Linked DNA regions of Homo sapiens: regions 1 and 3 are each linked to region 2. The links are chromatin loops, found by intact Hi-C in ENCODE. Cell type or tissue: IMR-90. All regions are shown on one strand.

The links. Hi-C counts contacts between places; a loop is a spot of excess contacts. Peaks named below come from ENCODE experiments on the same cell type or tissue, not always from the same donor. Only the 100,000 strongest peaks of a DNase experiment are listed, where the experiment ranks them.
Region 1: it touches region 2 in a loop (30-fold over the local background); 11 of 110 quality-filtered maps call a loop at or near these places.
Region 3: it touches region 2 in a loop (4-fold over the local background); 2 of 110 quality-filtered maps call a loop at or near these places.

What each region holds. Positions count from the first base shown.
Region 1 is chr10:105,948,968-105,952,967 of GRCh38, forward strand. No RefSeq gene overlaps it. Among named protein-coding and RNA genes, the nearest start is that of LINC02627, 130 kb to the left of the region's middle. In IMR-90, a CTCF peak has its summit at 1,552 (motif pointing right); no DNase peak of the experiment used is centred here.
Region 2 is chr10:106,569,980-106,573,979 of GRCh38, forward strand. SORCS1 (sortilin related VPS10 domain containing receptor 1) reads right to left here. Exons shown (of 26, transcript NM_052918.5): 26 at 3,684-4,000. It overlaps LOC105378472 (a long non-coding RNA gene), which reads left to right. Exons shown (of 3, transcript XR_946298.3): 2 at 463-552; 3 at 1,189-1,253. Among named protein-coding and RNA genes, the nearest start is that of LINC02624, 430 kb to the left of the region's middle. In IMR-90, a CTCF peak has its summit at 1,787 (motif pointing left); DNase peaks (open chromatin) are centred at 1,752 and 3,322; H3K27ac peaks cover 488 bases.
Region 3 is chr10:106,174,302-106,178,301 of GRCh38, forward strand. All of the region lies in intron 1 of LINC02624 (long intergenic non-protein coding RNA 2624), which reads left to right. Among named protein-coding and RNA genes, the nearest start is that of LINC02624, 36 kb to the left of the region's middle. In IMR-90, a CTCF peak has its summit at 1,673 (motif pointing left); no DNase peak of the experiment used is centred here.

The DNA of each region.
Region 1 (4,000 bases), 620 kb before region 2:
CAGGTTCCCTTTTCTGTATGTTTCTGGCTTGGGTGGGCCAAAAAAGAGATTCTTTTGTGAGATTTGGAAAGAACAAAGCAGCAGGTCTTTGATAGCTCATATGTATTGCTGTTTACTTGTTTGCTTACCTAAGTGGCATGATACAGACACTAAGACTACAATGGTTTCACCTTCCACTGGATTCTCCATTAGCTTATTGGACTCGTGGGCTAGATGTGTGTTTAGCTCTCTTGCAAAAAAACCCAGTTTCTGCAGGACACCCATACCACTAAGGCAACAGCCATAAGACCTGGCAGTTTATAGTTTGTCCTACTGAGTTCCTGAGTTCCAGGTCTTGCTGGTCGGTTCTAGCTTGTCCTTGTTCTTCTCTACTTTACGTCTGTCTTCCCTTCCTTCCTGCCTGCCTGCCTTGTGGACTTTGAGCTCTAGCATCAGTCTCTGAGGCAATAGCCTTACAGAAGTTGGTTAACCAGCTTTCACAAATGCTTAAGCACAAATCATTATGCAAATCTACTTCTGCCTATCTAATCTATCTATCCTTCTTTCCATCTATCTATCCATCCATCCATCCATCTATCTTCATCATCATCTATCTATCTATCTTTTTCTATTGAGCCCTAACACACCCACTATATGCCATGAACCCAGTTAGGCACTGTTATCTCCAGCCCTTTCAACAGCACTATCTATTATGATTATCCCTATGTTCCAGAACATTTAAAACCACATCTGCTTGATTTCTAAGTCTGACATCTTTTCATACTTCATGCAATCTTAACTACATATTATTTTCTCACAATATTTATAAAATAAAACATATCCACATTAAAATTATATTAACATGATTCCACTAGCTCCCGCCAAAGCATTTGGCATTTTGAAGCAGGAACAAAAAAAGTTGATGGAACACAAAACACTAACAGAAGAATGTTTCCTTTTACTGAGGCCCATCTAGGAACTTTTCCAATGTGTGCTTTGAGAACTTAGATACATTTTGATTGATGCACCAATTTTAACATCTGCTTGGGCTCTTAAAACTAGATGTCTGGTCTATAACGTCTGTCTTAAGTGTATAAAACAGAGAAAAACTCCAACTAAATAAGTTCATCATTTATGTCTATACCATGACTTTTAACCTGAGAGACCCCTACTTGATTCTGAATCTTTAAGATTGAAATAAAATCTCTCTTTAGAAGAGATGGTCTAAAATTGATGCCAAACAGAACATTTTTTAATGTGTCTGACCAACAGTCATTTTCTGTTCCTACCTCTACCCAAATTATAGTAATCTGTTACCAGCCACAGAGAAACTCCTCAAAAGGAAAATGCATGTAAAATGCTACAAATTGTCCTTGGAGCAGAGTCAGTTTTAACACATATTAGTCATTATTATTTTCATGTTAATTATTGTTTTCTGTCATTATTTTGTTGCAGCTGGTAAGAGACTCTTCACTTTATGTCAACCAAATAGATTTTGCATCCCAAAGGCCCTGCGTGATCTTCATGTTCATACCCTTGAGAATGATAGAAGCTTCTACTCTATGTGGTGTGCTCTGTGTGGCCAGCAGAGGGAGCAAGGAGTTCTTTATAAAAGTAACCTTTCTTTCTGCCTCAAATTGGCAGATTGGAGATAAAGTGCTGATCTTTGGGACAAGTCAGCATTACACAGACTAGCTTCATGTAGAACAAGTATTTTTCATTTCTAACTGTGGAATGAAAAAGAAAATGGTGTTTCTTCTCTTCTCCTAATTTTATGGGCCAATGACTCCTCTCCATACAAATTATAGAAAAATGCAATTCACCATGAACCACTCATTGCTTCCCTAGCAAATTCATCCGTTGATAGCATACAGATAACTTATTCATACATTCACACGGTCCATCATTCATTCACAGAGATAGATACTTAACAGAGACATAAGGTCCTATGTGGCTGACAATGTGAGTCATGTTTGGATGGATAGAAGATTAAGAAAAATAATAAGAGTATAGACATTAGAGAGGTTTTGATATATCTTTTACATACCAGTTTGAAGCAAGCTCCAAAATGATGCTAACAAGCCATGTAATTATCTGACTTCTCATTAGTGATAATTCATTAGCAAGCCAATGTTATGCATGTCTGTTAATCACCTCCTGGTTATGGCTCTCTCTGGAGGACCACAAATGAGATTTTTAATTTTTCAAAACAGCTTTCACTCTTTTCCTCTTGCATTTGCATAGCACCTTATGCTTCTCAAAGTTGATTGACACACATAATCTTATTTGATTCTCACCGTGGGCCTGAGAGGTCAGTTTATTTACAAGTCCTCCATTGTCGACATGGAGTAGGGAGAAGGTAGGTACACATAGTGGCTGAATAACCTGAAACTGGAATTTAGGGTCCTGACTTCCAACCCCATTTGATATTCCTAGATGAGCTATCCATACTAGGTATTCAGTAAATGCTGGCCGGATGAATGTCTGATACTACTCTGTTTCACTGATAGTCTCTGATACTTGCAGATTGTCAATTAACATCCAGAGAAAGAGAAAGTCATAAAGAGTTTGGTTTTAAAAATCAATGAGGTGGGCCGGGCGCGGTGGCTCACACCTGTAATCCCAACACTTTGGGAGGCCAAGGTGGGCAGATCACAATGTCAGGAGATCGAGTCCCCCCGGCTAACACGGTGGAACCCCGTCTCTACTAAAAAAAATACAAGAAATTAGCTGGGTGTGGTAGCGGGCGCCTGTAGTCACAGCTACTCGGGAGGCTGAGGCAGGAGAATGGCGTGAACCTGGAGGGGCTGAGCTTGCAGTGAGCCGAGATCGCGCCACTGCACTCCAGCCTGGGAGACAGAGCAAGACCCTATCTCAAATAAATAAATAAATAAATAAATAAATAAATAAATAAATAAATAAAATCAATGAGGTGATGAAAAAGTTCTGCAACTATATAGTGATGATGGTTGTACAACACTGTGAATATATTTAATGGCAGTGAATTTTATACTTTAAAATGATTACCATGGTAAAAGTTATGTATTTTACTACAAGCCTTTAAAAAATGATATCAATAGAGGGGTCATTTGCATTCTGGCCACAGAAGGGACTAAAGAAATGGAAGGCTACATGTAAACTGGCAGTGTCTGTAAAGAGGATTCCAACTTTAAACAATGAGTTAGAGTATTCACGGTTCCTTCTGCTGAATTAAATTGTTTGACCAAAAGCTGCCTCCATACCTAGCAAATGGTAACCTAGGGTAACATGTAAACAAATTGCAAACTAACTTGAGAGTACATTCTTGTAGAAAATAACAGAGCCTCAGTCAATCTCAGCAGCCGAACTTTCAGGCAGTCACGGGCTGCAAACTGCTCAGGCATGTCTGAACAAGGCAAATGCTAAGCTGCAACCAATCAAGCTGTTTCTACGTTATCACTTCCTTTTTCAGTCAGTAAATACTGCCTGCTCACATTGCTGGGTGAAGCTCTCTGAACCTCTCTTGGTTCTGAGTGCTGCTGAATTCATGAATCTTCTTTGCTCAAATAAACTCTGCTAAATTTAGTTTGTCTAAAATCTTTCTTTAAACACTTGCAAAGCTTCAATTCGATACTTCTGTTATTCCAATTCATCAGCATGTTGGCTTGGGATTACACCCCTTCTGAGAGGAAATTTATTTTAATTTTACTCAAGCAATTTTCATCACAAAAACGATTAAAACATGGATTTAGTTTTCAAACAGGTCTTAGTCCTTTGGGACAGAAGATGTAGTTTTACATAATAAATGTTTAAGTAAAAACAAAAACGGAACCCATGAGAAGTGAAGCACCAGTTCAGTACAGACTTTGAGTTATTTCTAAGCTTTGGTGAGAGAAGCGTTGCCTGCCCCTATTTGGCCCCAAACACTCCTGACAACCATATCCGAGGTCACCGCGTGTATGTTGACAGAATCTTCATTCAGATGTTGAAAACATTTTGAAAATTTCTCTACAGCCAGCTAGGGAACACAGTTTCTTTTTCC
Region 2 (4,000 bases):
TGATGTTCTAAGGTCTGTGTAAGTGAATAGGGCTGCTGGTCCCTACACTGAAAGGTCTCAGGCTGAGGTGACAATTTTAATGAGGATTAGCACTATTTCCTTATCTTTTTCCTCTGCTGTCAAGTAGGGTTTCTTCCCTCTACCAGTACTTTTAAACTGCCACCTAAATTATAGTCAGTTCTGCTATCAAGCAGTTTTGAAAACATAAATTTGTTCTAATGTAATTGATATATTAAGGAAGAATTTGAGGATAATTCAAATGCTGTATTTGCTTATGCATGATTTTGTCAATGAGAAAAACTAGATGAATGCAGAAAACTGCATCCAGCTGAAATCAGCTGTGTAAAAGTACACAGAACACACACACACACCCCTCAAACATCTGCCGGCTGCGTCCACTTGCCTTGTGTGTTACAGCCACATTATCTGTATTTGGTATTGCAAATTTCTGTCTGATTTCAGGTAACTTCCCTTCTACCACTTCACAATAACTCACATGCTGTAGGCATTCCAACGCCCACTCTCATAAGCAAACTTCAAGTCTTTTTCAAGGTAAGTGTTTTGTGTATTTAACTATTCAGTGTGTGTAAAACTATGCTACCATTTTTATTCGGTTTGTACCTTTTTAAAAATGTGCCCGGAGACACATTACACTGAGATATGACAAAGTTTTTGTGTGTTGTGCCCCAGCCCCATCTTTTTTCCTAAGCTTTATGGGCTTTATTATACCATTTGGCATAGAGGGATGATTTTGGAAACACATGTTACATAATAGTGCAACTGAGTGTACAGATGATCTCTGGGAAAGACCCTGCTTATGTGCAATGGAAGAGCTATTTTCCCTTAAACTCAGAAACATTTCTAACTGTTGTTTAGGTTCAAAATTGTTTGTTTTCTGGGCACAGTTGTTCTAAGGTGGCTTTTGAACATACTGGGACCATGCAGGTGTCTAAATGGCTGTCTCCTTTTTAGCCTTCAGATCCTGAAGAGGTTTTTGTTCAGCATCTAGACATTTTTGTTTCCGAGGACCAACTCTCCCCATCTCCCGCCCCCACCCCTAGTCACTCTGGCCGCCCCGTCACCTATCATGTTATTTTTACATTTTGATATATTGAAATTATCTTATATGTTTGATGGCATTGCATATGTTACATTAAATTATATTATTTGTTCATTGTTCCTACTCAGGTATTACTTCATAAAGCCAGACATGTTTTCTGCCTTGTTCACAGAAGATTCTCACTGCCTAAAACAGTGTCCACCACACACTGATCAATAAATATCTCTATGCTGTAAAACACGGGTCTCTTTCCATGTGTTTAGCACAAAAACTTTATAACAGCCATTTCCTTGTATTTGTCCATCTGGAATTATTTTGGACTTCCCTACTATACAAGCCTCTGACTAACATGCATTTTCACAGTATTGTTAACTCCTTGGGGAATAGGAAAACACATTTTAATAGTAATCCAGAAATCAAACTTAGACCTTTGTTTTTTATGCTAGTTTCTAGCCATTTTTTTTTCTTCTTCTTAAACTGCAATTATTTCACTTAATGTCTAAGAATAGCTCTGGGAATACAGCAGCTTGAGTGGTAACAGAGATGGGCAGGGATATGTTGATTCTTGACAAACACCAACTGAACATGTAATTAGAGGTGCTAGCTGGGGTAGAGGAATCGGACTGTGAAGCCACCTCAGAGATCATCACTGAATAAAATGGACTTGCTCACAACACTAAGCTGAAAATCAAGGGCTGAGTTCCAGCAAACATTTATCTAGTGCCCCCTAATGGCAATGCCCAGTCCTAAATGCTGAAATAATAAAATGAATAAAATAAAGATCCTTCTGTAAACGAGTGTAGAATTTGGTGAGCAAGGCGTAAGTGCCACAAATAAACATACAGCCAAGTTCTAAATATGTGATGTTTAAAGAAAAATACGTGAACATAGTCACAGAGAAAGGAGCACCTACTACGTATTATTTATTGTTTTGAGACAGTCTCACTCTGTCGCCCAGGCTGGCGTGCAGTGGCGCAATCCCAGCTCACTGCAACCTCTGCCTCTCGGGTTCAAGTGATTCTTGTGCCTCAGCTTCCAGAGTAGCTGGGATTACAGGCATGCACCACCACACCCAGCTAATTTTTGTATTTTTAGTAGAGACAGGGTTTCACCATGTTGGCCAGTCTGGTCTCAAACTCCTAGCCTCATGTGATCTACCTGCCTCAGCCTCCCAAAGTGCTGGGATTACATATTATTATTTTTTAGACACAAGGTCCTGCTCTGCTGTCCAGGCTGGAGTGCAGTGGCATGATCATCGCTCACTGCAGGCTGGAACTCCTGGGCTCAAGCAATCTCCCCCAACCAACCCCTCACCTTGGCCTCCCGTAGCTCTGGGATTACAGGTGTGAGCTACAGTACCTGGTGCATTTGGGTTGGGGGAGATATATTGGTTATGATATGGGCTGGCCATGAAAGGGGTGCTGTGCCAGTCACCTGCCTGTGTTCTCTCAAATCCATTTCCCACTCCCTCGCGGTTCACTTTGTATTCCAGAAAACAACATTTCCCAGGCTCCACGGCCCACTGGCTTGTGGCTGGGTTTGTGCAGTTAAAAGGATCGGCAACAGCAGAGAAGACCAGAGCAAGGGAAAAAGCGAGCTACTTCTCCCTACCCCTCTGCTTGGGCAGCATCACAGGACAGGTAGCAGTCACGTCTCCTCCATGGCTCCAGCTCCTGCCAGACAAGTCCTCCATGACTTCAGTTTCAACCTGGTGGTCCTGACTCCAGGGCTCTGGTAATACCCAGATCTCTCCAGCACAGGGAAGTGAGAGGCTTCCAACTGAGGCTGATCTTAGAGTTGCCTCACCTGCTCCTATTTGGTATTTTTGTGCTTCCATTAACCCAGCAACACATTTTCTGTATTAACTCCCCTCTGTTTGACGTGTATAGGGATGCTGTCTGTTTGTTTGCCTGACACAGGTGATACATTGCTCCTGATAGGAAGGAGGTGCATGGGCTCTGGCCTGGAAAGGAATAAAGATTCAGGAATTTAGTCTGTGGGAATGGAAAGGTTAAGGGCCACCTAAAGTAACAGGAAGTTTCACACATGCTGAGATTGAGCTGAAGCAACACCACTCTGTGTCTCGGAGGCCTTCGGGAAGGCTAGGGAGGGTTTTATGCCTGTACAAATGTTTCAGCCAAATATCAGCACCAAATGATGCCCAGGGAGAAATGCCACTTACGTAGGCAAGCCACAGGGCTGAAAAGATGGATCCAGTCTACCACGTTATTTTCTGCTAACTTTAAATCAAATATTTGGGACTCTTGGGGAATGACTCACCCATAGTATTTGGAAAGGCAGAGCTGGAAGGGATCTTCTTTCAAATTATATGAACAAGAGCACTAAAGCTCTTATATGTTAAAATGATTTGCTCAAGGTCACACAGCTGGCATAGCCAGAGGCGAACTCCTCTTTCCTGATTCCAGGTCCACAGCTGTTTTTACTCATCTGCTGTTTTTTACCACTCCCCATGTTTCAGTTCATTCCATGCAGGTTCGGTCCTTTGGTAACCACAAGGTTATGAACAAATTTGAATGGGTTTGTTCCCCATCAATAATTTCGAATTCTGAACTAATAATAACGAACACGTACTCATGTACGTTCCAAAATAACCAGTTTGGACTAATTTTTAAATCAAAGTAATTTAATAAACAGACATTGTATAGTTAATTGAAATGCAGGTAGAATTCAGGTAGTACATACATTCTGCCTTGTTAGTAAAAAACAGCCAAAAACCTCAAGCCTGTGGTGTTTACTCTTTCTTATGCAATTAGCCTTTATGAAATCCTATACATGCAACACTTCTATATTTAGAATGAACACCAAGGGTTTAGGATTAAAAAAAAAAATACCTGAGGCAAAGACTTTAGAGACATTATCTGTTTAATAAATATGATTGTAAAAGCAATAAACAAGAGCAATTATACATTACACTACATA
Region 3 (4,000 bases), 400 kb before region 2:
AATCAAATTTTTATTTTATTCTATTTTGCCGGTTCCTTGTAATCATTACCCACTTCACATTCTTCTGTATTTGAAATTTCTACAGGCTCCACCTCCTTTCATTCAAATTGAGTTCATTTTATACATGAGCTTTCCCTCATGGACATTTTAATCAGCTGCTCCATGTACCAAGAAAATGCTTTGAAACATAAGCAGACTGCATCTCTAGTAGAATCATTAGTAGAATGTAGAATTTGTTGCTGATTTATCTCTACCTAGGTAAAAGGCAGAGATGTGGATTGTAACAAATCTGTTACCTTACTCTAACCTGTCTTAGTGACAACCAGTTATAGTATGACTTGCTTTTCTTTTATATACATAAGGGGGTCAGTGAGGGGCGAGATCTCTAATATTCTTATTTGTAGGCACTACCCAGTGTGCACCTAGCAATTGCATGATATAGAAAACATATCATTTTCACTACTGAAAAACTCTTTATTTTATAATTATTCAATGGTAAGAAAAGAGGCTTTATAAAATTCTGACTAAAAAACTAGAATGTAGATCTATGGAACTATTTTTGGGGGATGCTCTCTCTGATTTTTAAGAGTTCAATTTCAAAGGAAGTGTCTCAAGCAAAGGCCATATCTCTTTCCTGAAACAGCTTCTAAGAAAGGCAGTGAAAGCTGATAGGGAGGACTTGATCCTAGGATCTAGCTGCCAGAGCCTTATCTTTGTGCATCCACCGGCCAATGAATAGGACATCTCCCAGGGCCAATATTGAACTTAAAAAAGGACTGAACATCTGTTGTCATGTTGCTAACAGACTCCATGTACACTTGGTTGAGAAGGAGATCAAGACTGTCTTTAATATTAACTATTTTTGAATTTAAAAATTTGGGGCCAGGCACAGTGGTTCATGCCCGTAATCCCAGCATTTTGGGAGGCCGTGGTGGGTGGATCACAGGTCTGGAGATCAAGACCATCCTCACCAACATGGTGAAACTCTGTCTCTATTAAAAATGCAAAAATCAGCCAGGCATGGTGGTGGGCGCCTGTAGTCCCAGCTACTCTGGAGGCTGAGGCAGAGAATTGCTTGAACCCAGGAGGTGGAGTTTGCAGTGAGCCGAGATCGCGCCACTGCATTCCAGCCTGGGAGACACAGCAAGACTCCGTCTCAAAAAAAAAAAAAAAAAAAAAAAAAAAGGAAGACGTTCTCTAGAAATATGAATATCCAGATGTGGTTATTAGAAAAGCCCATTTAAAATTATTTTTGTCCAAAAAAACTGGGGACATGTGGTCACTGCAATCACAGCACACCAGTTCTCTCCATAAACCCCATCCTCTGGGCTGCGCCTGTGTACTTCCTAAGAAGAAATACTGAATAGAGGTGCCTCAAGACTAATCAGATTTAGTAGGGACAATCCGCTTTGCTGTTCATACTGAGAACAAAATCAGACCTAAATTGACTGATCCAGAATTAAGGACTTTACAGATTTACAATATAAACAGTGACATCTTGTAAGGGATCTATGCGATACATTTAACCATACTAGTTTTCCAAACTGCATTTGTGAATTCACTTTGTTTTTTGGGAAGGTTGTTAACAATGAAGGTTGGTTGAGGAAGATTTCTATTTTGATGTATCTTTATTAAAAAGGCTTGAATTTAGACATATCGAGAGAGTGCCACCTTGTGGGTAAAAGGCAGTAAAGTCAGATGGAGAAAAACATATCACGTGTAAATTTTCACTATTTCTGATTGTTCTCTTTATATGTAACTAAGCCTGACAACCCAAATATTTCTTCAATCATACAGAGAGAAAATTATATAAAAGTGATGCAAATTAATCTAAAGATTTCAGAGAAATATTCTGTTTCAATATTATTATACAAGAATAGTGTGTTTCAAAAATATATGTATATACACTGTCATATACGTGTGTGTATACGTGTATATGCATACTTTTGCTGCTGGTGTTCATAAAATATCAATACAAAAAAACAGCAAACCATTTGAAGATAGAAATATTAAATCTACCTTCACATTTTGATTTTTTGGCTCATCCTCAATTCTACACAATTATTAATTCTCAGATGCATGGACTAAAAAACTCGGCATAAAAATTAATTTCTTGATATCGAAGAAAAACAAGGTTATGGACAAAATACAGTACTGCAGCGGGTTTTCATTGATGGCAACCTCTTATTCCATGCACCGTGTTAACATTATGCAGCTTTAATGCGGAAATGGAATACATCTCATTTCTCAGGATACCTGGTTTGAGCCAGGCTTTTTTTGTTTGTTTGTTTGTTTGCTTTTTGAAACGGAGTCTCGCTCTGTCACCCAGGCTGGAGTGCAGTGGCGCCATCTCGGCTCACTGCAAGCTCCGCCTCCCGGGTTCACGCCATTCTCCTGCCTCAGCCTCCCGAGTAGCTGGGACTACAGGCACCTGGCTATTTTTTTTTTGTATTTTTAGTAGAGACGGGGTTTCACCGTGTTAGCCAGGATGGTCTCGATCTCCTGACCTCGTGATCCGCCCGTCTCGGCCTCCCAAAGTGCTGGAATTACAGGCGTGAGCCATCGCGCCCGGCCAAGCCAGGTTTTTATAATCTGCAAATCATGTGTTGTCATTGGTTCTAGAATGATAAGCCAAAAATAGATCAAAGACAAATAATTTCAAATAAATATCAGCATTAATGTTTATGTCTATAGTTGTTTAAAATTTGTCTCATTTGAATAGCTAGAGTTCAATTCCTTGACTGCTTTGAATTGTTCAGAGGAAAGATTTGGATACAAGGGCCTTTTAGTAATTATTATAAAGGAATCAGTTTCTTCCTGGTTTACCAACTTTTTTTGAATCTTGATGAAAGAGATAGTGAATATGTCAGCTGAACTCTATTTCTAACTTCAGATGAAATGAACTGTTCATATATAAAGCTGATTTGTCCTATAAAACTGCTGGTTTAGTTCTTTATTTTCAAAATGTCTATGTTCACGTCCTTTCCTGCCTCATCCCCTGACTCTGAGCCATTGCACATCCATGTCTCCATCTGTCCCAGACAAGTCTCAGAGGTATATGTCACAAGGGAGAAAGTCAGAGCAGGTGGTTTAGTTAGGAAACACCTTCCAGTCCTATTGCTATTTCTCTTTTGTTTCTTTCCATCTCTTCCATGAAGCCATTCTTGACTTTTTCATGCTCTCCAATCTCCCTCCACTTAAGTCTCCTGTAAATCTTCACCACACAATTAAACCCTTAATTATATAATGTGATATTTGTCCTCTAATTGTTTTACAAGTGTTAGTCTTGTTTTTGTGCTATATTGTGAGCAATTTGGGAACAGGAACTATGTATTTTACTTTTTCTAAATCCTGCACAGCATTCATCAGAGTGCAGGCCTCCATAAATATTTTAAAATAAAATTAATGGAGGATGACAGGGCCTTGGCCTTGTCCTGTTTAATATTTGGGGCAATGACTTAGAGGGCTTAAAAGAAATGCTTTTTGAATTTGCAGATATCCTGAGGTTGGGAGTGAGAACTCAGGCTCTAGTGGGAAAGACAGATATGCATTCATTTAGATTACCATGCATTATCAAATATTAGACTAAATATTGTCAGAAAAATTAAATGGAACTTCCTGGAGGAGTCAATAGATACTGAGAAGCAGCATTTGAGCTACTGAGAGGGGATTCTGGACAAAGATGGCATGCACAAAACAACAGACTAGAGAATGATGTGGAATTGCTTGAAGAATGATGTACTCATGGAGGAAGAAATGCATGTGGGTAGGTGAGACTTGTAATCCATTATTGCACGAGTTACAAATTAAGTATAGGTTGTAAAGAACATTATGTACCTTGCAAAATGGCTATGATTTAGATACATGGATTTTGTGCATTTCAGTATTTCTCTCCTTTCTATTCCCGATGCTGCAAATCTAGTTTCTCCTTCTATCTTTAACAAAATAATATAATAACCCCCTAATTAGTATCCCCGTCCCTAGATTCTTTCTAAATAAA